Regions from separate parts of the Mus musculus genome. Here regions 2, 3, 4, 5 and 6 are each linked to region 1. A link is a loop called in an ENCODE intact Hi-C map of the cell type or tissue named here. Cell type or tissue: heart. All regions are shown on one strand. Links, peaks and the distances in the headings refer to the core of each region. The heading gives the core; the rest is flanking DNA.

Evidence for each region. A loop is a pair of places that touch in the nucleus more often than their neighbours do. Peaks named below come from ENCODE experiments on the same cell type or tissue, not always from the same donor. Only the 100,000 strongest peaks of a DNase experiment are listed, where the experiment ranks them.
Region 2: a loop joins it to region 1, with 6 times the contacts of the local background. A loop is called at or near these places in 23 of 42 quality-filtered maps.
Region 3: a loop joins it to region 1, with 3 times the contacts of the local background. A loop is called at or near these places in 2 of 42 quality-filtered maps.
Region 4: a loop joins it to region 1, with 4 times the contacts of the local background. A loop is called at or near these places in 24 of 42 quality-filtered maps.
Region 5: a loop joins it to region 1, with 4 times the contacts of the local background. A loop is called at or near these places in 8 of 42 quality-filtered maps.
Region 6: a loop joins it to region 1, with 9 times the contacts of the local background. A loop is called at or near these places in 29 of 42 quality-filtered maps.

What each region holds. Positions count from the first base shown.
Region 1 is chr6:66,838,344-66,843,215 of GRCm38, forward strand. Gm36610 (a long non-coding RNA gene) reads right to left here and starts at 4,633. Exons shown (of 3, transcript XR_001785438.1): 1 at 4,399-4,633; 2 at 3,005-3,130; 3 at 1,672-1,749. In heart, for the core only: a CTCF peak has its summit at 2,496 (motif pointing right); no DNase peak of the experiment used is centred there.
Region 2 is chr6:66,953,342-66,958,213 of GRCm38, forward strand. All of the region lies in intron 3 of Gng12 (guanine nucleotide binding protein (G protein), gamma 12), which reads left to right. Among named protein-coding and RNA genes, the nearest start is that of 4930597O21Rik, 32 kb to the left of the region's middle. In heart, for the core only: a CTCF peak has its summit at 2,123 (motif pointing left); no DNase peak of the experiment used is centred there.
Region 3 is chr6:67,013,842-67,018,713 of GRCm38, forward strand. It overlaps Gng12 (guanine nucleotide binding protein (G protein), gamma 12), which reads left to right. Exons shown (of 5, transcript NM_025278.5): 4 at 1,884-2,002; 5 at 3,623-4,872. The coding sequence starts at 1,910. The coding sequence ends at 3,748. Among named protein-coding and RNA genes, the nearest start is that of Gm36816, 7.3 kb to the left of the region's middle. In heart, for the core only: no CTCF peak of the experiment used is centred there; a DNase peak (open chromatin) is centred at 2,120.
Region 4 is chr6:67,139,938-67,144,809 of GRCm38, forward strand. No RefSeq gene overlaps it. Among named protein-coding and RNA genes, the nearest start is that of A430010J10Rik, 15 kb to the right of the region's middle. In heart, for the core only: a CTCF peak has its summit at 2,502 (motif pointing left); a DNase peak (open chromatin) is centred at 1,044; H3K27me3 peaks cover 2,458 bases.
Region 5 is chr6:67,034,093-67,038,964 of GRCm38, forward strand. It overlaps Gadd45a (growth arrest and DNA-damage-inducible 45 alpha), which reads right to left and starts at 3,315. Exons shown (of 4, transcript NM_007836.1): 1 at 3,109-3,315; 2 at 2,918-3,019; 3 at 2,586-2,823; 4 at 1,004-1,680. The coding sequence starts at 3,152. The coding sequence ends at 1,567. It overlaps E230016M11Rik (RIKEN cDNA E230016M11 gene), which reads left to right and starts at 2,507. Exons shown (of 7, transcript NR_040278.1): 1 at 2,507-2,843. In heart, for the core only: CTCF peaks have their summits at 2,462 and 3,304; DNase peaks (open chromatin) are centred at 2,529 and 3,379; H3K4me3 peaks cover 2,686 bases; H3K27ac peaks cover 2,643 bases.
Region 6 is chr6:67,156,831-67,161,702 of GRCm38, forward strand. A430010J10Rik (a long non-coding RNA gene) reads left to right here and starts at 971. Exons shown (of 3, transcript XR_001785271.1): 1 at 971-1,470; 2 at 2,002-4,006. In heart, for the core only: a CTCF peak has its summit at 2,142 (motif pointing left); a DNase peak (open chromatin) is centred at 2,131; H3K27ac peaks cover 354 bases.

The DNA of each region.
Region 1 (4,872 bases), core at 559-4,558:
CCCTGGCATTTCCCTACACTGGGGCATGGAAACTTCACAGAACCAAGGTCCTAGCCTCCCACTGATGCCTGACAAGGCCATCCTCTGCTACATTTAAGAAGTGTTCTTGTTGGGAACAAGATGGATTTTGATTCTTGATCCATTCAGCCAATCTATGACTTTTGATTGGGGGACTGAAGCCATTAATACCTTAAAGTTATTATTAAAATGTAAATGTTAATTGTGGTCATTATGTTGTTGGTTTTGTGTTGTGATTTGTGTTTTCAGTGATATTTTGTTTTTTTAAAGTATTTATTTATTTATTTATTTATTTATTTATTTATTTAATGTATGTGAGTACACTGTCACTGTCTTCAGACACAACAGAAGAAGGCATTGGGTCCCATTACAGATGACTGTGAGCCACCATGTGGTTGCTGGGATTTGAACTCAGGACCTCTGGAAGAGCAGTCAGTGCTCTTAACCACTGAGTCATCTCTCCAGCCCCAGGTATTTTGTGTTTTAATAATTATGTTTTAATACTGCTTTACGCAATCTTTTTGCTAGGCTTATTCTTCTATTCAGCCAGAAATAATGCTTCTTGTATTTCCTTAGATTTGTGTTGCTGGGTAAAATTGTTTTTAGGGTCTTATGTTGTTGAAAGTTTTCCTTTCTCCTTCAAACATGGCAGATAGTTTTGAAGAGTACATTATTTAGGCTGGCTGTCATTGTCTTTTAGGAGTTAGAATGCCTCTAGGCTCTTCTGGCTTTTGAAGTTTCTATTAAGAAACCAGATGTTATTGTGATGGGTTTTCCTATATTCATGACTTGCATTTTTTTTCTTTTTCAGCTTTCAATTTGCTTCCTTCATTATGTATACTTAATGCTTTAATTATGGTATGCTACACAGATTTTCTTTTCTGGTTTTATCTATTTGGTGTTCTGTGTGCTTCTTAAATTTGAGTGTGTCTTTCCTTAGTTTAGGGATGTTTTCTTCTATGATCTTGTTGAATATCTGCTTTATGCCATGGATTTAGGATTCATATCCCTCATTTATGCCTATAATTAAAAAGTTTAGTATTTTCATAGTGTCCCACATTTTCTGTGTGTGTCTTTCCTGTGCTGCCACCTTCTTCTTCCTCTTCCTCTTCTTCCTCTTCCTCTTCTTCCTCTTCTTTCTCTTCCTCTTCTTCCTCTTCTTCCTCTTCCTCTTCCTCTTCTTCCTCTTCCTCTCTTCTTCTTCTTCTTCTTTCCTCCTTCTTCTTTCCTCCTTCTTCTTCTTTCCTCCTTCTCCTTCCCTTCTCCCCCTCCTCCTCTTCCTCCTCCTTCTCCCCTTATTTCTTCCTCCTTCTACTCATCCTCCTTTTTCTTATTTTCATATCCCTTACTTATTTGGCCTAGATCTTCTATTTTAATCTTCAAACCCTCTTATTCTGTCTTTTGCTTGATTCATTCTGCTTATATGGTTTTTCTTTGAGTTTTCTAGTTTAGTTTTTGGTTTTGGGAGGGTTGTTTTGTTTTCAATTTCTTCTTCATTTCAGCTTCAGTTCTCTTAGATTGTTTTCATCCTATCAGCCTTATGTTTGTGTTTTCTTGGGCATCACTCAGGCATTTATTCTCTGTGTGCTCTCCTTGATTTCATTGAGCTGTTTCTGTGTGTCTCCTTTAAACTCCTTGAATTCTTTCAGGAGGTTTATGAATTTTTTAAGAAATCATATGTCATGGGTTCATGCAGGTGGTTCTCATAGCTCATGTACTGGGGGCCTCAATCTGCAATAAAAGATCATGACCTTTAATCAGGAATCAAAAGTAACAAAACTATTAATCAACAATAACACTATTTGAAGCATATTTTCATTCTGGCCTCATCAGTGGGGCTCTAAAATAATTCAATAGAAACTATATGATTTACATTTATTAGGCTTATGGACAATAATTTTGTTAGTGGTACTCTGCATATTGGCAGATGAGATCTCTGTCCCTTCTTTCCACAGAACAGGACTCCTCCAAAAACCAGAGTTAATTTTACTCTCTAGTCTTCTCAGAGCACTTCTGACTTTTGTTTCTTTTGTCTGCTGGTGTACAAAACCTTTCAAGTTACACTTTACTCAAGCACAATAGCCATTGTGGCTGTGTTCCTCCTCAGGCAACAAGTTATCTGAAAAAGATTATTTGAAGGCAAAGGCCAGTATTCTTGAAAGAGTTACATTCTCAGAACAAAAGTCTTCTTGCTTAATGTATTAGTCAGGGTTCTCTAGAGTAAGGGAACTTGTGTGTGTATGTGAGAGAGAGAGAGAGAGAAAGAGAGAGAGAGAGAGAGAGAGAGAGAGAGAGAGAGAGAGAGAGGGAGGGAGGGAGGGAGGGAGGGAGGGAGGGAGGGAGAGAGAGAGAGAGAGAGAGAGAGAGAGAGAGAGAGAGAGAGAGAGGGAGGGAGGGAGAGAGAGAGATGAAAGCAAGCAGGCAAGAAGCAAAAACTTCCTATTTCCATGTTCTTCCATCTGCCTCCAGCAGATGGCGTGTCCCAAATTAAAGGCAGGACTTCCTATCTCAAAAGACCTGGTCTTCCCATTCAAAGATCCTGAATAGAAAAAAATCTTCCCACTTGAAATTAACTAAAAATCCCTCACTGGTGTGCCATGTTTGGGGGTTTTACCATTTCAGAATCAGTTAAGTTGAAAACCAAGAACAGCCATCACACTTAGGGTCAGGGCATAAAAGTGACTAACTACTAAGAGTCACAGAAAACGTGAAGAACTGGTTGCACTGTGAATCTGTGATCTATGCTTCATCAGAAAGGAGAGCAAAAGTGGGTTTCCTTACAGAGGCTGGAAGAGGCCACTGAAATCATTACCCTGGATGACATGTGGATGGAGCAGGTATTCCTGCTTCTCTCAATCTTTCTCAGCGTTCATAACACAGAAATAGAAAAGAATTGTGTTCTTCCAGTGTCTACTGTGGTCTTCAGACAAGCAGTCTTCTGTGACCACGAGTTCTTTTTGTCTCCTAGAGTGCTGAGAAATCTTACCAACTGTGCTTCTGTCCTGGGTGTAAGGAAGCCCCATATCTGCACGCAGGTAAGCATCAGGGATATCTGCATCAGGGATATCTGCATCAGGGATATCTGCATCAGGGATATCTGCATCAGGGATATCTACTGAGAGACCAATGGAGCTCAGGTTTGTAACCTGAGCTTTAGAGTATGAAGGTTTGGTGTTAAGCTTTAAAAAAAAACTATAAAAACAAAGATCTTGACCAATATTCATTCATACATTTAAGAACATTTACTCTAGCCCACTCATACAATAGTGTGTCTTCACACAGCAATGTCTGGCCCAAGCTGAAGAGAAAAACTTCAAGTTTTCGTCTGCTTTATACTAAAACATCCTCAGAGATTTGGGGGTGAGGGGATAATCTAATTATTGTTCTGAATAAAAAAATCTGATTGGAATCATTTTCCCAGTTATTGTCCATGTTCCAATAAACCTTTTACATTTCTTCACCTCTATGCAAACTCTGGAAGGAGATTCTAAATTCTAGCCACACTTCTGAATCCATGTGTAAATATTCACTATATATCGTCTCTATGCCCAGAACATTTCTCAGCACAAAAAGAAAATGGGATAATCACATTTGGACTCTAAACTCCTTTTAACTGAACTGCCTGTCCTTTCTTCAGGCATAGTTTTATATTATGTTTCTCAAGGTTATTGATGAATGGATTATTCCTGATCTAAAATAGTTATCAGAATAATTTAACTCAAAAAAATAATAAATCATCTATGGTGTTCAGTGTGTTTGACTGAAACAAAGCCACTAAAACAAGGGAAAATGGGGACTCACCTGACAGTATAATACAATAAGAGTGGTGAGATCTGTGGGAAAGTGTATGGCATTCCCTTGGACCTGCACTTTCTGGTTTTCTTTTTCTTTTTATTAAGTCCAGGTAATAACTATGTGAAGTAATTTTTAATACAGTTAACAACACTTTTAAATTATGAAAAACTACCACAGTAAGATTTTTTTCTTACAAAATGTGCATTTTCGGTCTTAGAACACCTTAGTCTTAAGAGTACCTAATTGATACTTGGTTAATTTTTTTTCCCCTTCTGAACAAGATATCACTAGGCACCCCACGATAGCCTTAAATTCTCCATTCTCCTCCTTCAGGCTCCTGAAGTGTCAGGAATTGAGGAATATGCCAAAACCCCTGACCATTTTGGTTTTTGTAGTAGTGTATCTTCATTGTAAAACTCATCAAAAATATAAATGTGAAGGTGTAAAAAAAAACAGAAAAAAATTAAAGTATATTTACATAAAAGCATGTATTAACCTGATAAAATGTTATGTTAGCTTTAAGCCTTGGAACATCTTCATTCATCATGGCTTTCTGGAGGAATCCTAAGATCTTGGCATTCTTACCTCCTTGGCAGTCATTCTGAATGCAAATTCCAAGGTACTCTCAGTTCATTTCCAGTGTGCACCAACTCCTGGCTGTCCTAGTGCTTGGAATTCTGGGACCCTGAAAGTTGAGGGTAACTGTACTTCTTATCCTGAACACAATATTCCATCTTCACCAGGGAAAAGCAAACTGGGAATTCATCAGGTTCTATGACTGATAAATCGGAAATGGGAAAGAGAAGATTTCACTCTATGTCTGGAGAAATGAACTCCACTTTCCTGGTGCCGGGTCTTTAAAACTCTTTGCAGAGTATGGGCTGAAAAGCATGAAAAAGTGAAACAAAAATCTTTTATGGAACTCGTGAAAATTCTGAGTGTTCTCTTCCCTCCCTTACATACACTGTTTCAAACTTGCTAGTTTTTAATACCCCACAGCTTCCCTCTGATCATTCTCTAGGCTAAGCTGTGGGGAAAGGAAAGCTACCTCACTGCCCA
Region 2 (4,872 bases), core at 391-4,390, 110 kb after region 1:
ACAATGTGCTCTTAACCAATAGTGTTATTTTTAAAAAATGCCGGTGTTATGAAGTTCATTAGTCATATAGTGTGAGAACTCAGAGCTTAGGTAGTAAGGATTAACTTCCTCCATGTAACCTAGATCGGGTCATTTTCATGGGGATAATGCACCCAGTGTCATGGAAAGAAAAGGAAAGCTTACAGTGCTTGGAGTGGGCACCGGCACACTGGCACTGCGCTTATGATGGCCGTTGTTTCCTGTCGCGGTATCAAATGCAAATGGACATGCATTTGAACAATGCTTTGTTCCTTGTGACAAGCGATGAACAGCAACCCGAAGGCACTTTTATGTGTAAAGTTACTGTCTGTTTTGTTTGAGGAAGAACATTTGGCAATTGAGAAGCTTTTAGTTACCAAACTAGTACATATATAAAGCAGCCACATTGACCTAATTAAACAGCTTTCCGTTTTTTAGATCTCATTTCATTGTTAAAATGAGACAGTGATTTTGCTACCAGATTGTGTATATATTTTTTTACAAGGATTAGGAAAATACATATTTACAGCCATATTAGATAACTGCTCTAAGTGCAGATGTTTATTTTGCTTTCTTTCCGTAAAAGAACAGGTGCCAACAGGAAGCTAAGCAGAGCGTGTGACTTCCCTTGGGAAGAACGGGGAAAGCAGGACTTGGAACCATGTGCTGATAGCCCAGTGCAGACAGGAACAGACAGGCTAAGCGGGAAGGTGCCTTTTCATGTGGCAGGCACTCACTCCAACAGTCCCCCACCCCCACCCTGGGCAGCCCAAAGTAGATGGAGCTACAGTCTCGTCGTCCTGTAGTACGTACAGGGAGTGTATGCACTGGTTTGGGCTGAGCTAGTTTCGTAGTCTGTTTTGTAACACATGCCTGTGTTCTTCTGGTGAATGAATAACCAGATGAGCAAGAAACCCATGCCTGTGCTGGTCCTGACAACACCTTTTGAGCAACAGTCTTCCTTTATTTGGAAGATAAAATATGACTAGGCAGTTGCAAAAAGGGAAGCGGTAGATGGGTCTGTGGCGTAGAGTAGACCACTTTAAACGGTTGGTTACCAAACGTTTAGTGAGTATCTAACCTACACTTGAGGTCATAAGACCTTTTTTTTTCTTTTTACAAACCTGTAGTCTACTCTGAGTGGCCTTAGAAGAAGAAAAAATGTATAGGCATACCTTGTCTGCCTTTTCAACCTTGTCCACAAGCAGGGCCCAGGACAGTGATTTTCCTCCTGAGTCTCAGTTATGGTGGCAGCAGTCAACCATTCCCATTCCTGTAGCTCAAGAGACCTGGCAAATTTTGCATTGTTTGGTTATTTTTTTGTTTTGTTTTTTTGTTTTTGACACAGGGTCTGCTCGGTAGACCAGACTATACTCAAACTTGTAATGATCCCCTAACTTTCAGATCATCTGACTTCAGTATATATAAACAGGACTGGATTTAATTTTGTAGTCTTTGTTTAAAGAAGACTCTCAAGGTAATGTAAAACTTAGAACCTACAAAAGTTGGATCTGAGTGTAAGTAAGTGTAGCAGGACTGACTGCCCCACCTCCAGGCCTTCCCTTTGCCCTGTTGTGTGGTCATCAGCATACTCAACCCCCAGCCTACAGCAGGCTCTTGGCAGGAGGTAGGGGCTAAGCCTGGTTGTTCAGTGAGGACTCCTGACTCTTCCAAAGAAGGGAAGACAGCCCAGGTTGCAGAGAACTGCTGCCAGAGTCACTCGTGGCCACCAAGCACTTGTATGATATGATGAAGTCCCACCACTACCCCATGAAGGGAGGCCTTCACTCTCAGGCCTCCCGTGCATCTGTGGTTGACCAAAAGCTCTACCGAGGAGGCCTTAGAAAGGAGCCTTGGAAGCCGTGACCCAAGCCTTAGGAGAACCATCCAGCCTGCAAGACTGTACAGATACGTGCTGACGTGTACTCGATCTCTCTCGGCCTTAAGTGTCTCTTGCCTCTCTCTGCATAAAAGAGCTAAAGCACTTTGCTCATCAGTCTGAGTGAGATGTACTAAGCAGAAAAGGGATGGGGGGAAAACCCTTTGGGAAAATCAATGTGAGGGTGACTTTTCCAGTACAACACTGGCTCTCCTCGCCCCCTGGAGGAGGACTAGAGAATGACTGTCACAGACCATCCCAAGCATAGAATGTTCCTTCTGCATGCCTTGAGAGTATTATTAGAAGCTTAGAATTGGACACCCGTTTATAGTGGTAAAGAGTGAAATGGTTACGACGCCATTAAATTGACATTTCATATTTGTTAAGTACACAGTTGTCTTAGCCAAGGTTTCTATTCCTGCACAAACATGACCAAGAAGCAGTTGGGGAGGAAAGGGTTTATTCAGCTTACACTTTCCACATTGCTGTTGATCACCAAAGAATGTCAGGACTGGAACTCAAGCAGGTAAGGAAACAGGAGCTGATGCAGAGGCCATGGAGGGATGTTACTTACTGGCTTGCCTCTCCTGGCTTACTCAGCCTGATTTCTTATAGAACCCAAGACTACCAGCCTAGAGATGGTCCCACCCACAAGGGGCCCTCTCCACTTGATCACTAATTGAGAAAATGCCTTACAGCTGGATCTCGTGGAGGCATTTCCCCAACTGAAGTTCCTTTCCCTTTGATAACTCCAGTTTGTGTCAAGTTGACACATAAAACCAGCCAGTACAATAGTGAACAGTTAGGACAACCTACCACTGCTGTGGTTCACATCAAATTATCACTAGTGTTGTGCATCGTCTCCCTCTTTAAGACTTTACCAAGGAGGCTGTAAAGATGGCTCAGTGATTAGGAGCATACACTGCTCTTCATGGGACCTTAGTTCAGTTCCTACTGTCCATACCAGGTGGCCCATACCTGCCGGGAACTATAGCTCCAAGGGATCCAACCTTTGGCCTTAGCAGGTATCTGCACTCACGAACAATTTAAAAAATAAAACAAACATTAAAAAGAATTTGTCAAGGATAAAAAGGTGATCAATCAGAAAACAGGAACTTTCAACTGTGAACTGAATACATATATCTAGAGTCTTGAAAACAAAATCAGTTTACTTTAAGTTGTTGGTATTACTACTAGCAAATGCCGAGGGGGAGGGGGAGGGCAGATTCTAGTTACAATTAAATTAAGGAGTAATCTTACCACAGCTCTACTTTCTGTGTATTCAAAGAAGAATTCAAAATAAGCCAGTGTTGCAGAGGCCTGTAATCTCATCATTTAAAGAGATGGGACAGTGCCATGGCCCAGTTGTTCAGCGTTGATTGTGTGCTTTATAAATGGAGAGCATCTGTAGGAAAAGTCTCACCCATTATCCTTGTTCGACTGCAGTACTTCCATCCCCCAAGTGACAGACACAGTGGTGCTGTTTAGTGATAGCTTTAGTGTTTGCTTTTTCCATAACCTCCTCTCTCCAGAACCTTGGGTGCACATCAGCGCCTGAGGACATACATGCACTGCTGAGATCTTGTAGTATTCATATGTCGGGGCAGGTGCTTCTCTGTGACTGTTTTTCCTTAAAAGAAAATGGACATGTTGTAAGTTATTGTTAGCTTTTAAAACACTTGGCAGAGGCATTAATAACTATTGAGGAAGTTCTTAAATATTTTGTCTTTAGTATTTCGCTTTTATATAGGCAAAAGATGAGAGTATCATCAACTTTTTTTTTTTTTTTTGCCTCAGGCTTCTAGAGACCCCAACAGGCTTCATCCAGAACAAGTTGATGGGCTGTGTTTCACCCAAGACAAATTCTTAGGGAACCCCTCTCTTTTCTTTCATCTTCTTCCTCTAAGGACATCTAGAGGTGACAGTGGGTCCTGGGAAGCTAGAATTTCTGGTGAACTAGATGGGTCCCTAGAACTGGCTGATCTCCGTTTTCAACACCCATCTTCACCCTGACCTTCCTTGCCACTCCTGTCATGGAAGGAGCACATGCACATGTCCACACAGCCATCAGTATCTTTCTCTCTTTTTAGATGTCTGTCCCCACTAGTAAAGCCACCATTAGGAATCTGCCATTAATACTGCAGTGCTTTGTATAAAATGGTATGTGCCTGCATAATAATGTACATATATGTACATTATTGACTTTTGAGACAAGTCTTGATATATATCTCAAATTGGCTTGACCTCAAAATGCTCATGCTTTGACTTCCCAAATACTAGGGTTATAGATGTGTGTCAACACACCTGGCCCTCTCCTGTGTAGATTGCTTTTACTGTCAGATACAATGCAAGTCCTATATAAATGCTGTTATGCTGTGTTGTTGAGGGAATAGTGACACCCCCCCCCAATCCTGTACATGTGCAATACAAACATGACTTCCTACCCTCTCCCCCGGAATATTTTTGCTATACAGTTAATTAAATCCACAGTTGTAGCATGCGTGGATACAAAGGCCTGTTGTGATGTAAGATGAAACTGGCCATGCCTCGGAGGCCCCACCCTCTTGCCTCTGGGCTCCCAGTTCCAGCCTTACCTGCTTATTTGCCTTTCTTGAAGAACCAGGCTTTTCCTTGCTGGTTTAGAGTACTCCTCCCATATATTCAGAAATTCTCACCTGTGTATTTCATACTGTCCACCCTGTTCTGTATTAGTTCTTTTGTGTCCTTATTGAAGCACTTTATCCAATTCCTAGAACACTTGTTCAGAGTAGACACTCAGTAAATATGAACTGACTAACTGAACAAGAGAACAAACAGATGTGTTCGGGGTCATGAGAGGACAGGACTTTTTATAGTCATACTTTAAGTTAAAAGGCCATTAAAACAGCAGTGCTCCAGGCATGGTAGCACACGCCTGTAGTTCCAGCACTTGGGAGGCAGAGGCAGGCAGATGTCTGCGAGTTTGAGGCCAGTCT
Region 3 (4,872 bases), core at 380-4,379, 180 kb after region 1:
GCCTTGCCGGCACTTCAGACCATGATTAATAGACCCTGGCCTGCATGCATATTAAGGGATGTGGGCCAAGTCTGTGATGGGAGGCACCTTCCTGCTCCCCTGGAGACCCTAAGCCTCTCTCTTGGGTGGGGCTGCATGTCTGGAAGCTGAGGAAGAGTCTGTTAGTCTGTGTGTTGAATTAAGGTCACTTAAGGCCTCAAGACCAGGCAAGGCCACCCTGCCCTGCCATACACTTCCTTGTTTGTACCTCTGTCCTACTGGGGCCTCCCTATTCCCCTAATCTCCTAGTGACTGTCACCACACCTTTGGCTCTGTCCTGATACTGATGTGGCAAAATTGCCTAATGACTTGTTGGAAAGGGCCCTGCCTCGACCAAATTAATCAGAAGCCCTGAGGTTCACTGAGCAGGTAGGGGAAGAGGGAGGAGATTCCAGTCCTGCCCACAGCTGCAGTCTGTAGACCACCATTGTCCTGGACCCCATACTAGATCTGCATAAGCTGTGGAGGTGGCTAATGGTGCCCTTCTCTTACCAACGAGAAGATAAACAGTCAAAGTGAAACAACCTGCCCACTCTCAACCTCCTGATTAGTTGCAGGGAAGCAGCCAAGCCTGGTACCTGGAAGCCCGACGCGACGCCAAGCCAAGGCCTAGTCCAAAGTCCTGCACACCGATCGAAGGGATATCATTGGCTCTGGTTTTTGAATGTGTTTTGGTTTCATATAAATGTGTAAAAATGAACACCAAAGGGTTCAGCCCTCTGAGATCATTGACTCAGCCCTTGGAGACATCTGTGTCTCCAGTCACTCACTCGGTCTATATTACTGGGTTTTTCTACCTTGTCTAGTCTAAGTCTTGTGCAGCAGCAAGCCCTCCCAAAGAATGAGTCAGCCTGGGTTTGCTACTGGCGCCATGGTGCCCTAGACTGCTGAGTCCTCACATAGTGCCAGGGAGGCACACCTACTGCCCACCTGCTCCCATGAGTCATGAAACTGCCACCTTCCTGCCAGCTCAGCCTTTTTCTCCAGTTGCCACCACTCTAGGCATGAATGTAACCATATATGGAAGGGGCACCAGGCAGCACTTGCCCTGGACCTGCCCTCCTCTTGAAATGGTGCCCTTGGCTAAGCAGACAGGTCAAAGCTCAAGGGCCAGGCTCTTTCCACTGCTTTGCATCATCTGGTTGTACAGACAAGGCAACAGGGTGGAGTAGAATCCAAAGGCTCAGGCCAGAGAGGAGGGTCAACCCTCTAACATTAGAGGGCAGGTTGAGCAAGGGTCTTGGCCATTGGGATAAAGCAGGAAGGAATGATAACATTTCAGGCTATTATACATTTGGCATTTACTGTAGATCTATCATGGAGAGTCCTTCAGCTGGAAGTTCCCCCTAACTCCCTTTTAAATAAGGACTTTACCTACCAATAGTCTTAAACTTACTGCGCATCTGATGTCCCCTAACAGTTGCCCTGTGTGTAGAGTGCTTTAGGAGAGGACTTTCTCATCATTTCCTGCGACTTGAAGTTTTCATCAGACCAATAGAAATGAAGCCTTCTCTTATGGGTTGTGGTGATGGTAGCATGCTCTGCTGCCGGACACTTATGTTTGCTGTAGGTCCTTTAACTACTTCATTGTTTCTTAGGAAGTTCTTTAAAGGACACTTCTGTAGTATGTCAGCGCACACAGAGTAAACTGATTCGTGCTAAATTTCTGCAGAAAGGTTTTGTAGATACTCTGGCACATCTAGATCGTCACCAAAATTACTGCAGGGCATTTCTGGCTGGGATATTTGGGGATATGCAGCCAGTCTCCTTCAAGTAACCCATTTTAATAAAGGTTCAAATAACCCAAAGGAAATGCTGTTCACCTTCTTAAAACTTCTCTTCAGATTTTCAGAAAGAAGACTCATCAAAGATGTCCAGCAAGACGGCAAGCACCAACAGCATAGCCCAAGCCAGGAGAACTGTGCAGCAGCTGAGATTGGAAGCCTCCATCGAAAGAATAAAGGCAAGTGTGAGGGACCCGGTGGCGTGTTCTGGGTAATTCCCCCACCCTTCCTGGGCGGGAGCATGGGTCGGAGAAGAAACAGCTGTGTGCGGCTTGCTTCCAGGCCTTTCCTGGAGCAGGCTGACAAGAATTTAGTTTTCATTTCCTAGCCACCACAGGTGTTATTCCAAAACAGCTGAGGGAGCCGATCTCTAAGCTGGTCTCTCTGTCAAGCCCAGGACAAGCTGGAAGTGCCTGCTTTCCTGACTGAGTGTGATCAAGCCTTGTCTTCTGAGTGGGGACAGGATTCCCTGGGGAGGTGATAAACATCCTTGTCACCCTTCCAGAATTTATCAAGGGTTACAGAGTTATCAAAGTGTTGCAGGTAACTGCCAGTTTGACTCTTCCTGCAGAAAACAAAACAAAACAAAAAGGCTGCCTTTTGGTGTGCCACTGAGTGACTGCCCTGTGCCCCAGGGTTAATAGAGACCCCATCTTGAGGCAGATACATTTTCTTAGGTACCTTGACCTTGAAGTGTTTCCTTCAACCCTGAGAAGACTGGCCCTTGAGAGCACTGGAATGTTATGACTCATGCTGTTTCCTGAAATGGGAGCAATTACCTGACTGGAGATAGTCACCTGTCTGCAAAGCTTGAGGTTCCTGTGGTGGCCCTCATAGCTCTGATCTTGTCACTCCTGGAGTCTACCTCCAGACTCCCTTCACAAGACAGAGTTGCACATGCCACTCCAGAGAAAGGCATGGAGACTTCCCGTGCTCCTGTGTGCCTTTCACTTCCCCCACACTAGTATCACGGAGAGCAACTCTCAAAGCCTACTCAAGTATGAGCTCCACTATTCAATTCTTCAATTGTGCTCTGTGGAGCAGTCTTCTTCCTCTTACCTAGAAACTAAAATGTAAACTTCCTCTTGACTCGCATGCCTTTCCTTCTTTGTCCCTAACTTTTATTTTGAAACATTGCATACTGCAGAGGAATGGCAAATGTTCAAATACTCAGTTTTTACTATTAATGTTTTTGGGGTGTGTGTGTGTGTGTGTGTGCGTCAGTAATAAGCACACACGTAGACGGCAGAGTACAGCACAGAAGGCTGTTCTCTCACACCATGTGGGGCCTGGGGGGCCTGGGGGAAGAACAGAGGTCATCAGGCTTGGCAGCAGGAGCCTCACCCACTCACCACCATTTCACGGGAGTTTATTTACACTTCTTACCATTGAGTATTGTTAAATGTCATTTGCTTTCATTTTCTCTCAGTGTGTCTCTTTTGCTCCATGTTCATATAGAAAACACTAGGACTTTTACTTTAAACCACTTGAAAATCATTGCTCTTCAGGGTTTTCTGTAACAACATGTTTTATGGGGAATCCAGGCAGCTTGTTTCACAGAGTTGCCATCTCTTAGAATGGAGATTGATTGTTGCCTGTTTCTAGCTAAATGTTTTTGCTTGCAGGAGAGATGTCCTCCTCTGATCACTTGGTTAAGGCAGGTCTTACTGGCCAGGAACCATTTTCCCTGCACTTGACGAGCGGTGTGAAGGTCATGCTATGTCACCGATTATTGGGTTCAGTTACACTACTGACATTTGTCAGTAAAGTCTTCTCTTTCTTATTTTTGTCCATGTCAGGTCTCAAAAGCATCAGCAGACCTGATGTCATACTGTGAGGAGCATGCCCGGAGCGACCCCCTGCTGATGGGCATACCGACCTCAGAAAACCCGTTCAAGGATAAGAAGACCTGCATCATCTTATAGTGGACCAGGAAGCGCCCCTTGCCTCTTAACGCAAACCACAGCAGCAACCTGAAGGGATTCCTTCAGCTTACCTGGTAACCACAGCTAGTAACTAAAACACCCTTCTCTCGGAATAATAGACCCTGAAGTCTCTCTTTTTCAAGTTGTCCTTTCTTCACCCTTTACTGATTTAATACAGAATAACAATCTTATTTTCTATTTGATAACTATGGTATCATATTGGGTTACTGTATAAGGAAAATGGCAGGGGAGTTGTGGGAAGCTTGTCTTTACAAAATATAATTGATTAAGATATGTCAAGACCTACATTGTCTAAGCACCGGCAAATTAAAATGTCGAGAATCACTTCAGTCAAAAACCTTTATATTCTGTTCTTAATAATGTTTGTGCCAACCTATATCCCATGTAAGGGATCTGGGGAGGAGGCATGTGTCTACAACCATACCTTTTTGCACTATGGGCACTAACCACCCTGAAACTTCCTGCGGTAGCTCCCTCCCTTCAGAGTTACATCATTATCCTGACTCTGTGTAGGTAAATTTCCGTGAAATTTTTGTACAAAAAAAAAGGTAATGAAAGAACGTTGCAAAGATCATCTGCATTATAATGAGTTGATGCTGTTCTCACTCCTCTCTTGGAATTGTGCTGGCCCCTTAGTCTACAATAAACTGTGCCAATTAAAAACCTAAGGCTAAAACTGAAAGCCCTTTGATGGGGTCTTAACTCATATCAGTCATTTGGGCTTCTCTGATCCTGAGGCTAAGAAAGGGGAAGAGACCCTCAGGAGGCAGCTTCCACTCCAGGGCTCTTGATCTCTGCTGGATTGGGGGTGGCCACCTCAGAAACTTCCACCCTCATGACTGGAATGGAAGAGGGGACCGAGAGCCTCACAATCTCGGAGAGGGAGGAGAAATTCTTAAAAACAGCTGCTCTCCTGCGCCCAGCTTCACAGGCAGCCCTGCCCCTTTCTCCTCACCAGCATGGTACCTGCCCTTACTGCTAGAGCAGCTGCTTGTAGAGGGACATTCCCTCCTTCCCAGTTTTAACTGGTGGACCACAGTGGGGGGAAAAACATTCAAGCGATATAAAGACACTTGGGCTCTTTGCAGATGCCTATACTTCCA
Region 4 (4,872 bases), core at 438-4,437, 300 kb after region 1:
GCTAGTAGCTATGATTATTTGAGTGCTCATGATGGATCAGACACTGTATGTGGCTTTATTTAATCTCTCAACAGTTTCATCAGTTCTGACAAGTGGCAGATAGAAAAAAGCCTGAGGCTCAGAGAGTAACATTTTTTGAGTTCATACTAACGCTCTTGACCTCTGACTCTTAGCTCTAGTACAATAGGCATTTGATTGGTGCTAGCTGTTGCTTTGGGCTGATGTTGTGGGGGACAAGGACCAGACAAGGAGGGGAGCACTAGACATAGTGCCTCTTGTCGTCAGGCCCTTGAAGACCAGCTGTCACTAGAGTGTTTACAGGGACTGCCATATCCCTGTGTTATCATGGAAAGCTTCCTCTAACTCCAAGAGCTCATTTTCACACTCGCGCCTTCCAGCCTTCCTTATTCTCTCGGGGCAAGGTGAAGTCTGAGAAAGCAAAGGAATTACCTTCACCGAATTTCTTTGCTGATAAGACCCAGGGGAGTTTCCAGACACTTTCCTATGACTGTTCCAGCGGAGGACATGGCACGAAGAAGCTGTGACTCAACAGTGAAGAGCAGGGACTGCTGAAGGTTCCCGGGGAAAAAACGCAGTAGCTGCACAGCTTCATCTGGCTGAGGCAGGAAACCACAGGTGGCCAGGGGACAGGGTGGAGGATCTCGGGATGAGAGAGACACTTGGTGTGGAAAACTATGAATGGCCTTGGAGTCAGGTCATGGGGTAGAGTCCTGACATGGCTACTTACCCACAGTGTGACCACAGCTAGCCAGGTAAACTTCCTAAGATTGGGGCTCCTCCCTGCAGAGTGGAGCAGAAGAGAATAAGCCCGGAAGTGTTCAAGCACAGGTAACCCTGATAACAGTAGTATGAGGACAGGAGGGAGGGAAGGAAAAGGTATCGGTGAGGCCACACCCTTGCTGTGGCTCCCCAGGCTGGGCCCTGGCTCAGCAGTACAGAGTGATCCCTGGCCCTGGAAGTGTGAGGAGTGTTTTCTGCAGGTTGCTGTCTTCAGGAAGGGCTGGATTACTCCCCGAGCATTGTGTTTGCACCATGTGTGGTTTTGCTTTGGCAAGCTGGAAGTTCATGACTGGGATACTGACAAGGGGACTTTCCCTCCAGTGGTCAAGCTGGACTGGATGCCCCAGGGACTTGGGCTGTGGTGAATTTCCTCTAACCGTCTAGCACCGGGACTAATGAGCTCCATAGCCCAGCTGACACTTCCCCCTTCTTGCCATTTTCTTTAAGGAAATTTAAAAAAATATATGTTTACAAGAAAGGTGCTCTTATCACTCAACATCGTTTCTTCTCTGACTAAAGCACTAGGTGGCCTGACGTGTATGGCGATGGCTTGTTGTCAAGTCAGTAAGTCTACAAACCAGAGTGCCTGAGGACTGCATCTCACAGTCTTTCTGGGCAGACAGGCTTAGGGACTGAAGGTAAAGTCTTCAGAGGAGATGAGAGATCCAGCTAAACAGCTTTCAGTGCCATATCCAAGGTCACAGACAGATGAGACCCCCTTTGCCCTGGTGCTTTGCCTGGAACCCAGATTGGATGCCTTCTGCAAATATGGAGGGTAGTGGTTGGGTGCATACTCTCTGCCACACTCTCTGTGTTAAATATTGGTCTTGCACTTTTTATTTCCTCCCTGGGGTTTTGAATCCAGGACCTCTTATATGCTAAACAAATACTGCACCTCTGTGGGAACACAGGATATCGCGTTGCATTTAATCATCTTAAGTCAGGTGTCTTTGACTATGACAATTTCTTGGATTTTTTTTTTCTAACTTCTTTAGACTCTCACAGGCAGCCAGGGTCAAAGACATGGGAATCCACACACAGCCATCTGGGTTCAATTCTGGCCTCACTGCTTATATCTGTATTATTATCCTCTACTGACTGACTGTATGATACGCTGTTTCCAAGGGTCAAGGAATGTGATGTTTTCTAACTTTTCCATATATGAAACCAAGAAGATACGTTTATATGTTAGTAAGATACATGGTGTCAAGACTGGTAGCATGAGTAAGTCATTCTGCTCATGGCCAGAGATAAGAGGTTGAGAGGTTGAGACACATCTGTCACCTGAAGCGCTGGCAGGTCATGCTAGGAAGCTGCTGTCTGACACGTGTGGAAACAGTTAGATTCTGCCTTGGCTGGCACGAGCTGTCCATAATGTTTACCATAAATACAAAAATATGAACAGCAAGGAGCCCTGCAGACGGAGACAGTGATAGTGGCAAGTGCTAGGTGCCTCAGTAACTGTGAGTGTGTATGTCTGTGTGTCTGTGTGTGGGGGTATGTCTTTCTAATTCATTCTAATTGACAACACTTGTCTTTGCTGATGGTAGCCAGCTAGTGAAACCTCATGACACATCACTTTACAAGTATCTGACACTTGAAGAATGCAGAAAGTTTTGTATTTGGTAACAAGGGATTGCAAGATCCTCCCACGCTGACCCACACTTCTGTTCCCAGCTTCTCTGGCGCCACCATCTGGTATCACCTGGGTGTTACCATGGCCTTCACCTGCTAAGGTACATAACACCTGCCTCCGCTACCCATATAGAAACTTGTTTCTTTAAGGAAAAATTTAACCCTTGAATAAACCAAATAAATCCCGTTTCTTGGAGAGAGATGGATGATCAATAACCACAAAGAGAAAAAATTTTAACACGGTATAAGCCAAAGCCAGATTATATTCATATAACTGAGAAATTCTGAACACTTTTAAACTGATACAAGATGATATTTTACATTTGCACTTTGTGATGTGTGGTGATTTGGTCATAGGTCAGCTAAAAATAGAATGGCTTTTTGTTGTTGTTGTTGTTGTTGATGTGGTGGTGGTGGTGGTGGTGTGTGGGAGAGTAGGTGGATGGGTGGGTGGGTGGGTCGGTGTATTTTGCTGGTGATCTAACCCAGAACCTCAAGTGTGTTAGACAAGTACTCTACTACTGTGAACATCTCCAGATATAATCAAATTCTGTAAAATTATGGGTTATTTTTATTTTTAATAGAGAAGACAGAAAAATAAGATTTACTCAATGTGGTCACATTAAGAAGAGTCAAACAATTCTAGCAATGCTCGAGGTCCACATTCAGGGATCTTGACAGAGAGGTGAAGTTTAAACAAGAAGCAAGTGATAGCCAGGCATGGTGGCACACGCCTTTAATCCCAACACTCGGGAGGCAGAGGCAGGTGGATTTCTGAGTTCGAGGCCAGTCTGGTCTACAAAGTGAGTTCCAGGACAGCCAGAGCTATATAGAGAAACCCTGTCTCGAAAAACCAAAAAAAAAAAAAAAAAGAAGAAGCAAGTGATGTAAATAGTCAGAAATAGTCAGGTAAGATGTAGTCCTTTGTCCACCCTTGTCTCTGTTTCAAGTCCTTTCAAGCAAAGTTTTTTTCACAAGTTGTCAATCTTTCTCTAGGAGCCGAGGTTCTCCTTTGGCTGACTCCCAAGACTTCAGCAATTTCCTCTCCCGGCAGGAGATTCCTGGAGAGATTCTCATTTCTTGAGAAAGATTCTTTCAATAGACCCATGAGGTTATGTGTGTCCCTGAATTGGTTTCTCCTGGTCTCACAGGTAGCATTTACAACAGCACCTCTTTCTGGGGAGCGTCCCCATGATGAGCCACCACAGTGTGTCACCCCTCACAGTATAGAAACTTGGTGATGCCAGCATGCAACCTTCTAGGAACAGTGAGTCTTTAAGCAGAACCTGGGTCTTCCTACACACATTTGAAAGCAAGTCTGGGTGAATGGGATGACCATGCTTCTAGCATCTACCTTTGTTCCTGCTGTGAGGGGCTGCAGCATAAAGGGGCCCTGGGACGTGCTGCACAACCCTCCTGCGGTATGGTATCACAACACTAGTCATTGACCCCAGTTGAGCTTTGTACCCTTCAAGATAACATCAAAGTCAAACTTCGGGTCTGGCCTGTAAGTTTGCTGGCTTCACATTTACTAAGTGCACATTTCCTGAGGCTGAGGAGTTAGAGGTGGGTAGGGCTGATTTTCTTTGCACTTTACCAACAGTGTGCCAACACCAACTCTGTCTAAAGATTCTTATGCCTCTAAGACCCAGAGGGATTTGTAGATGAGTTCACACTGTTGATGCTGGCTTCCAATTTTGTGTTTTTATGGGTATGTTTGTGTTTGTGTGTGTGTTTCCTGTGCTTTTCTGTTTTCTCTCTTTTTGTTTATTTTGTTTTATTCTAATTTGTTTATCTGTTTTCCTCTTTGTTTTCTAAAGAGAAAGAAGGTGCGGAGTACTTAGAACCTTAGTCCCAGAGCTCAGGGTGCCTGCTTCTGCCTCTGTATTATTCCCAGTGTAGACTATTAACTGCAAGACCAGTCATAGCTTCTGAATATGCCCTCCATGCAAATGCCGTACTAGTTAGTCAACCAGAGTGGCACTACCAACCTCAACAAGTGTTGGAGGAGAAGCAAAGACACTGCGGCATATACTAGTCACTTACATTAGGAGAGAGAGGGGGCTATGGTGTTCTAAGGATAGGAACTAGCGTTAGAGCAACCTTGAGAAAGACATAGAGGGGAAAAGAAGTGGAGAAGGAGAAGGTGGGATACTTTTAGGGTCCACAGATTTTACAGGTTTTATTTAAAGCTGTGGAAGGTTATGTGTGGGAGGTATAGAGTATAGCAGGTTAAGGAAAGGGAGAAAATGAGACAGGAATGAAAGGGAAAGTGTGTAAGTTGTACAATGGAAGAATAATAGAGTGTGCCCAGTCTTCAAGTGGGTGATGGGAAGAGCTGAACAATCCTAGAATGTAACTGAGGGAATACAATAAAAACCAAAACCATTTTCATATGTATATGTGTGTATGTGTGTATGTATACATATAATTATA
Region 5 (4,872 bases), core at 280-4,279, 200 kb after region 1:
TCCCTGATGGTCACAAGAAGGCTGGCAAACAGTAGGGGCCCAAGGAGTTCCAGAGAGGAAGGGAGGGAGGGAGGGAGGGAGGGAGGGAGGGAGGGAGGGAGGGAAATAGAGAAAGAGAGAGCTCCAGAGAGAGAGGAGAAGAGAGAGGGAGGGAGGGGGAGGAGGAGGGGAGGGAGAGGGGCAAACAGTGGAGACTATAGCTCTGCCAGGCTTTGTCTTCAGCACACACCTTTGCTTCCCTTGCCTCTGCCTCCCAGCTACAGTTAATTACCAGGTGCTTTCTAACCAGACAGTAGAAAGGCTTCTTCTACTGAAGTCTTTTCTTCTTCTTTTTCCTCTGACACTTCTTCCCTGACATAATCAGACCTCTCACAGCAGTAGGGGAAATTCTCTGGGAAGAGGCTACAACTTGACAAAACCTGCCCTTTGCCACGGTTCTCCCTTACGCTGGTACTGTATAGCCAGCCACTCACCCTATTTACTACCCCATACCTCCCCAAGTTATCTACCTACAACACTGACCAGGTCACTTCCTTCTGCAGACTGTGGCAAGTTCACAGAAAGAAGCTCAAATACATAATGGTGATGCAAGAACTCCTGTCAGCATCTGAGCTGAACCCCCACCTTTCCAACCCTCTCTCACTTATCTGCCTACACCAGAGGCAGGCAGAGACACCCTCGTAGGTCTCTCTGCAGGCTGTGATCTTTGATGCCTCCAATGAAATGTTTTTTCCTCAGTAAAAGCTTCACTCATCTTCAAGCAGCTTTGGTAACCCTCCTCTCTGCTTCCACGTTTTGCATGCAATTAATTATAGCATTTAAGTCATTCACTGTAATTTAGACTTTGCAAGGTGAATCTTGCCATATTCCCTTTTTCCTTACCCCGACCCTCTACAACCGCCCCCCCCCACCATCTTCCTGCCTAGTGTAAAATACAGCAAAGCTTCAATAGAATGTCCAATAATCAATATTGTAAAACACAAACCACACGTTGAGAAATGACACAATTATTCCATACCAGTTTATTTTAGATAATGTGCTTCAAAAACTTTATCATAAATAACCTTTCACATCATAAAATAACTTAGTAAGATTTATAATAAAACTTCTGAGAATTTAACATCTCATCAAAATACATTTAAACTGTGGCTTGAAAATATGATTAATCCTCTTTTACTTTCCTTTTATTTGAGGGCATAAAGACCAAAAAAAAAAAAGAAAAAAAATACCCAAACTATTGCTATACATTTAAAGTTTCAACAAAGCAATATTTGGCTTATTTGAAAGTAACCTGGCCATCCTAAATTAGCAGTTTTCTTTCTTGCAGTGCTTTGTAGTTTTTGTCCCTTTTGCCTTGGATTTCTCTTTTCTCGCAGCTTCCTTCTTCAGGCTCACCTCTCTCTCCCTCTGCAAAGTCATCTCTGAGCCCTCGTGCAGTTGAACTCGGCCCCTTGACATCAGTTTCTGTAATCCTTGCATCAGCGTGGGGAGTGACTGCTTGAGTAACTACAAAGGTATTTCAAAACTTCAGTGCAATTTGGTTCAGTTATTTCCATTCGGATGCCATCACCGTTCCGGGAGATTAATCACGGGCACCCACTGATCCATGTAGCGACTTTCCCGGCAAAAACAAATAAGTTGACTTAAGGCAGGATCCTTCCATTGTGATGAATGTGGGTTCTGTGAACAGATTTTGAAAAAATTACTTCCCCGGAAAATAATCAGCTTCTGCTACTAATTGTGCTACTTTTGAAAGGGCCAAACCCCGAACATTCTGTTAAAAACAGCATCTAGCATAGTCTAAACACCTGTAACGTGCACGGAACTACACAGAGTTTTGCATATTAACTACCCCATTCTGCATGAGGTTACCATTCTTAAGACCTCCCTTCCAAGCATGTACCCTGGTGGGTCATAAGTAAAAGACTCCTGAAAAGCATTCTCAGGCTGTGTGCACGGTGAGGGCTGCAGGGCAGGCAGCTGCTGAACTCTTATCTTCCCTGACGATGAATAGCACATTTTACTGGCAGCAACAAGTAACCAGGCAGTCACTTCCCTACACAAGTCAGAAGAGAAAGAGTACAAAAACAAAAAACCAGAAGACCTAGACAGCACGGTTCTTTCTGAAAACACTATCAACCCACCACACATTTTTAAGCGGTGGGGAGGAGGGAGCTCGTTTAAACAAACTCAAGAGCAGCAAAGAAAAGAATTCCACTCGGTACACTTCAGAGTATCTATCTATATCCAGGGAATTAATAAGGTCTGTCTCCTACACCACTTCTACCTTTAGCTTTGACAGCAAATGAAGAATGAAGCTAACTTCTTAACGAAGGGTAAACCGGGAATTTATTTGGCTTTATCTAATCTGTTCTGCTCAAAGAATTAGCCACGCGAGGTTGTGCAGAGGTAAGCAGAGGTAGCAGCTGGGCAGCTTGCTGACTCACAGGGATATCTTCCGCCGCTGGAGGCCACCCACGAGCTTAGACACGCTCCGTACCCTATCACAACCCCCGCGAGATCAGCGTTCAGCTCGGACAAGGTCCACCCCAGCAGATTCTGGGCTGCAGCCCCGGGTCTCTTACCGTCACCAGCACACAGTGCAGGTCCGGGGTCTGCGCGGCGCCCCCGCTCTCCGCCGGGCCCGCGTCGTTCTCCAGTAGCAGCAGCTCAGCTAGCCGACCCGGGTTGCTGACCCGCAGGATGTTGATGTCGTTCTCGCAGCAGAACGCACGGATGAGGGTGAAATGGATCTGCAGAGCCACATCCCGGTCGTCGTCTTCGTCAGCAGCCAGCAGGCACAGTACCACGTTATCGGGGTCTCTGCGGGCAGCGGGGCAGCGGTGAGTTGCATACGCTCAGGGGGGCGCGGGGTAGAGGCGGGTGGGTGGGCGAGCGGGGAACGCGGGCCACTTACACGTTGAGCAGCTTGGCAGCCTCGTACACGCCGACCGTAATGGTGCGCTGACTCCGAGCCTTGCTGAGCACTTCCTCCAGGGCATCGCCCACCGTGTCCATCCTGCGGGCGGCAGGGTGAGAGCGGGTCAGCCGGGTCCCCGGACGCGAGGCGGGAGGGGCGGCGGCCACCGAGTCGGCAGGCACACTTACCTTTCGGTCTTCTGCTCTGCAGCCGAGAATTCCTCCAAAGTCATATTGCAAGTGCGAGTCCCTCCCTCGGCGCGCGGGCTGCTCCTGGCCCCCACAGTGCGCGGCGCCGGCTCTGCGCTCGCTCCCACCCTCCCTTCTCCGCTCCGGCCGGCCGGCTGCTCGCCTAGCCTCGCTGGGGAACTCTGCACTGCTGCCTCGGGGCCACTGGAGGACAAAGGGCCCGATTCCGGAGATATGGGGCTAGCCCTCAGCCAACCAGGTCCAGCTTCATTTGCATGCAGTCAGGCCATTGGGTTATGCAAATTAGCAGACGTTGACACCCAGACCCTCGCTCCACCAAAGCAAGGCAGAGTTGAGCGGAAAGGGGCGGAGCTACGCGGGAGGGAGCCCACGGGACGAAGGTGGTGCTGAAACCCGGTTGGTGGGGTCCTGAGCCAGCTCTAGGTAGTTTGTGGAGCCTTCTGGTGCGGAGGGCTTTGCAGTGGTTCAAGTGTCCTCAGCTCTGACTGAAACAGCCTGCCAATTGTTTTTCTGGTTGTGGACATCTTTTGATTGTCGTTTCGTGCCCTTTGTGTTAAGGGGCTGCTTTTTAAATTTTACTTCCAGGGATTAATGCACTCCAGTCTAGCTGTTGTTAGTAAGCATATTTTTAAGTGTCCAGACATGCCGGGCAAAGCTTGCTTCAGTGTTTATATGCAAGTTTCAGGTAAACCTGCTTATTCCCAGTAGTAGTCTTTTGGTGCCCTGATGGCTGGTTTGATTTGGTTTTGGTTGGTTGTGAGAATTTGAAACTCCAGGGAGAAGAAAAAAAAAAAAAAAATCGCATTTGTGTGTAGTGGTGGCACAGTACCAAGTTGGAATCTTTTCCACAAAAAGTTGGTGAAATTTCTGCCTACTCCATGTAAGGTGGGGAGCTGGTGATCGCATGTTTAACGAGCCAAATTCACCGTTCTTAGAATCCTTCCTGAAGAAGGCTCCTTCTGATCAAGTAAGAGCTAAGAGAGAAATTCTGTGGTATTCAGAGGTGCCATCATGGAAATTCGAGGTGCTCACGATGTTCCCTGAGCGTCCCATCACAGGCAGAAGAGTATGACACCACCTTTACTGTCTATGAGCTCACTCTGAATTACTGAAGCTGAATCATGAAGCTGTAACTGTAGTACATTTTAGCCATGTGCTCAAATTTCACCTTTGAGATAATAGCAACTTGTAGGTAGAAGGCAAACCCTCGTAACTGCAAGCAGGAGTTACAAAGTAAAAACAATTTTTAATGCAAACTTTTACTGGATAGCTCAAAACTCTCTTTGTTTTATGAGCTTATTCAGTAAATACAAAAGCATTGCCTGAACCTACTAGTCACGGAGAGTGGTGAAATTGCAGCCCATATGCTTGCATTCTTAACAGTGCTAATATTGAGGTCACTGGGTAGCTTACAGTTACAGAAGTAAATTTTGCAGAGGTACATGTGAGTTATCCTTAAGATTTTTTTTGCGGGGGGAGGGGTGGTTTTTCGAGACAGGGTTTCTCTGTGTAGTCCTGACTGTCTTGGAACTCACTTTGTAGACCAGGCTGGCCTCGAACTTAGAAATCCGTCTGCCTCTGCCTCCCGAGTGCTGGGATTAAAGGCGTGCGCCACCATACCCGGCAAGTTTTTATTCTTGTGGACAAAATATTTTCAAATTCTCTTAATCTTAACTTAATGGATAATTTATAGGTTGGTTTTCTAGTTCACTTATTGGAGATGTCCCCAAGAGACAAAAGTTG
Region 6 (4,872 bases), core at 450-4,449, 320 kb after region 1:
ACATGACACAGTTCTTCTGAGAACTGCCTGGTCTCCTGTCAGTGAGAATAAGATAGCTCGCTAGCCAAATTGAACCAACTGGTTTGAGGGGGGGGGGCGCGTTGGTGGGAGTACAAGAATCCCAACTCTTCCTTTAAGGCATGGAGATCTTCAGTTTCCTGTGCAGTGGCCTAGGAGCATCGTGTCCAGAGACTAAATCTCTCTGAGATCTCAGGACCTCTGCATTCTGTTCTCATTCTCAAGAGTAGATATGTCTCTGTTGGTTTTCTCTGCCTAAAACTCGTCCCTCAGGCAACCAGACAAACCAAGAGCACAGGTTGTGTGTTCATTGGATGACAGACTGGACAAAAGCTGTCAGGGAGAAAGCGAATCCTCTAAGAGAGACCAATATCTCCTCCAGGGCAAGGGAACACAGAAGCCAAGGTATGACCCGAAAGCCAGCTGATTTGTTTGTGGTGAGAGAATCAGCTTCGACACTGCTAAAAGTTCATACTGGCCAGACCAACGTGTTCTCGCCCTGTTGAAAAGTCCATTCCTACAAAGCCAAATTATTCAAAGGAGACTTGGTGAACAAGTGTTAAATGAAATGTGTTCCCCAGCTTAGTTGTCAATGGAGTTCTCAACCGTTACAGGGATTGCCTTGCCAAAGGACTTCATCATTCAGGTCTGCTGGCCAAGTGTCCTTCTCACCAGAAGACTGATATAAGGCCAGTCCTTGAAGTCTATCATGCTTTTAAGTTTTCATGGCTGGCCAATTTCCTTCTCTCATAATGTTAAACCATTTCCCCCAAGTCACCAAGGATTCATTTAATCCCTTATTGTCACAGACAAACTCAAAGTCATCTACTTAAGAACACATTTAAATACAATTGCCTAGTTTTTAAACAAAAACTTATCCCAACCACTATATATACATACATATACCATATACATATACCATATATATATATATATGCACATATATATATATGTATATACACGTAAAGATATTTCTTATTTACATGTGCTACATGTGTGTTGTTGGCTGCAGAGGGTAGAAGGTGTTAGATTCCCTAGAGCTGGAGTTACTAGAAGTTATGAGCTGCCCCACACAGATGCTGGGAATTCAACTCAGGTCTCTGTAAAAGCAGCAAGTGCCCCTAACCACTGAGCCATCCCTCCACACACAAAACAAAACAAGTCTCGCTATTTAGGTCACTGTATAGGCTGACCTCAAACTTGAGATCCTTCTGCCATTGCTTCCTGGATGCCAGGACTATGATGTACACTGTCACAACAACCCACCTATTATCAGTTGATTTACAAGTTCGTCAAGGTTGCTGGATAACATTTTCTAATGGCTTGCAATGGGAGAAAACAACCTTTTAAATAAGGAGCTTAATTCTCCCCAGGAATCCTGAGTATGGAAACTCTTCCTCCATCTGAGAAGGGAGTAATCTGAAGGGATTAACCTAGTGCCTGGGAAATTGGGTGAGTACATGGGACACAGGAAGAAAAGGGCAGACATTGGAAGGTCTTGGTAGCTTCCAGCCATGGCAGAGTGCTGTTAGGTATAGGTAGCAGAAAGCACTCTACTAGAACACGGAAAACACATCCTTGGTGTGACGTGATGCTGAGTCCCCAGCCCATCTTCGGCACAGATACTCTTCCCCAACGCTCACCTTTGAACTAAATAACGATATTCGTATCTTCTTGGAGGGCAGAATAACAATGCATGAAATCATAGTCCTTTACAAAATGTTCTTGCTTATCCACCCCATTCAGTCGGGCGTCTTAACAGTGGCGGGACTGACTAGTAATCATTTTTTTTTTCTCTCAAACTGTCATAAACATACCAAAACATTGACCTTCATGTGTCTACGTCTGAGATTAACTGCAATAATGAGAAGAGGGAATATAGCAGTGAGACATTAAGAGGAAAGGTGACCCAGTGCGGCTGGTGCTTGTTGAAGCTGGACAGCTGACACAAGGGGTTCACTACGTTGTTTGCTGTACTTTTAGGTCTTCCGGGGTGGAGCTGTGTATTCCTCTGAGCCCTTGTTGTGACATAGAGTGAATAGGGTGAGGAGGAGCCATTCAGCAACTTGGTCTAGCAGGAAGCTCTCCTTCATGACCTGATGGTATCAAGCGCCCCCATGTGGCAAATGTCTAAATCGTCTCTGCCGGCAATAAATGTGAGCAATTGTCTGATCTCTGTGTCGGTGTGGGCGGGGCTGTTGGGGCTGATGAAATCTAGGGCTTTGTGTATAGTAGACAACCGCTACACTTTATCCCCCGTCCTAACTTGTAATTTAAGAAACGTCTTGATTTTGTTTTGTTTTGTTTTTAAACATTTGTCTATAGATCAGCCTTGGTTATTATGTTTCTGACACACTGCTTCAAATCTGCGGCATCATTTCAACTTCCATAACACTTGACTGCTAATTTGTGATTATCTGCTTATTAATCTGATAAATTCTTCTTCCCTTCTCGTCTCTTTTTCAAATGGACTAGAAGGAAGGAGGAAGAGAGGGAAAGAGAACAGAAAAGAAAGGAGGAAAGAGAGAATTAGACTCTTCTCCCTTCCCCTACCCCAATGTTCATGCTATGTCATATGTGGATTAGCAAGAACCATTGTCTCATCTTCTGCCATTGTTAAGTAATTAGCATGTCCGTGCCATTAGACCCTGTTGGAAACTAACTTCTGCCACTTGAGCTTGTCATTTTACTTCCCAGAATATTTCCCCTTTATCTGTAGCATAAGAGTGGCAACACTAACCTGGCCTCTGCAGGGTCACAGTAGGGTCATGCTAAATGGTATTGGAGAAAGCCCATAGACTCCCACAAAGCCCCGTGTTGGGGGAGCATGGTGCTGGAAACACTGTTACAGCAGCTGGCCTCCCTCCTGACCCAACTGCCTGCAAAGGTAACTGAAGTCCACTTAAAAGAGAAGGGCTTTACGATTCTCCTAGTTAGCTGACCTATTTATGAGCGCAAAGCCCAGCAAAGATGGTCTTTTCTTATAGTTTTATTTCAAAAAGGGAGACAATAATCTCCTCTCCAACATGGGTGCAGACAACAGTGCTTGAATTTGCTAAGGCAGATAAGGAACAGGGCATTGAAAATACATCACAAGGCGATACAAGATAATAGAAAAAAGTAAAAGTAAAACCTTCAGGTTTTCAAGTGCCACACAGGAGTCTCAGGTAATGTCATGGGAGTATCCCCAGCTTTTACAGAAAAGGGAGTGGGCAGGTTTTTCTGGTTCACAACTTTCTTTTTTTTTCCCCCTTGCTCATTGTGATGGTTGGTCTTAACTGTCAACATGAGAAGATTTACAATAAGTTTGGAGATCAGGCATTAGGTGTGAAAGGACTCACCCTACACGTGGGCAGCACCATTCCAGGGACTGGGACCCTAGACTGAGTAAAAAGGAGTAACTGAGCCAAGTTCCCGTACTCTCTGCTTCCTGAATCCAGACATGGTGAGCCAGCTGCCTCAGGCTCCTGCCACCATGTCTTCCTGGCTGTGAGCCAAGTTATAAGCCCTCCCTCCTGTAAGTAACAAGAAAAAAATAAGTAGTATGCTCATCAATAATAGCTCACTTTCTTTGGGGTTGGGGGTATAGAGGGGGTCTCTCTAGGTAGCTGAGTCTAGCCCAGAATTCTAATCCTCCTGCATCAGCTTTCTGAGTGTTAGGGTTATAGTTGTACACCACCGCACCCAGTCTTCCAGTAGATTTCTTTAAGAGTGGAATCTTAAAATGAAAGTGGGAAGGAAATGCCTTTAGCCAGGGGATTTCTCATTCTGTGCCTTAAGCTCAGACAATATCTGGACGCTGGTAAGAAGCTAGGACCCAGGAGAAAACATGCGCCCTGTGCACAACTTTCTCACAGATATGTCTGCTCACTAGAATGTGCACTTCTTGGACACGAGTCACACTCCCCAGACCAGGATAAGGCCTGCTTGTGTTTGCTGAGATAATAAATGAGTGGACAAAGAAGCTGGAGATGAGACTCTCACAGAGGTAATCCATTACTTAGTCCTGACTGGGTCCCTTCTTGTTTTCCTAGCAAATTCCCACATTCATCCTTCTGGTTCCAAAGTGGGCTCTATTGTATGTTGCATTTTGTTGGTTTTTTTGTTTATTTGTTTGTTTGTTGTTGTTTAATTTTATCATTATTTTAAAAATGAACACTCTGCCCTAGTGAGATGGCAAGGCCAAGTCGGAACATGATTTTTTTTTTTTTTTTTTTTTTTTTTGATAATTGGATCTTCAAGTTCACCCTTGCTGTCTGTATTTTGCACAGTGTTCAAAGGGAAACAGAGCCATCTTGGGCACGGCCAGGAGTTCCTGCAGAGCAGGGGGTTAGTTGAGTATCTTTTCTAGTAGGATCTGGAGCTATAGTCTATAACCACTATCTTCAAAAAAAAAAAAAATCACATTAAGGGGGAAGAGGGAGGGAGAGAGACAGAGAGAGATATCACTGTTTTGGAGAAATACAAAGAAATAAAGTGGAATAAAAAAAACTAAAAAAAAAAAAATCACATTAAGTAAAACAAAGAGAATAGAGAAACTTACTGTCCACTTAGGACTGGGTTTATGGCCAAGTTGTTTGAGCTGAATTAAATGTCACTGCTGTGGGAGTTAAGGATGCAGAGTCGGTGCTCTCTGCATTGGGTTTAAAGGTAAGAGATTGAGGGCATTTTCAAACACAAAGGCAGGAGTTTTACAAGTGCCTGTAATCCCAGCACTTGGGAGATAGAAGTCAGATCGGGAATTCAAGGATACATAGGCTACATGAAGTTCCTTCTCAAAAAACAAACAGGAAGAGAGATGCACAGAGGAGCTAAGACGCTTATCTGAGACACACAGTAAGTGGTGCCTCTGGA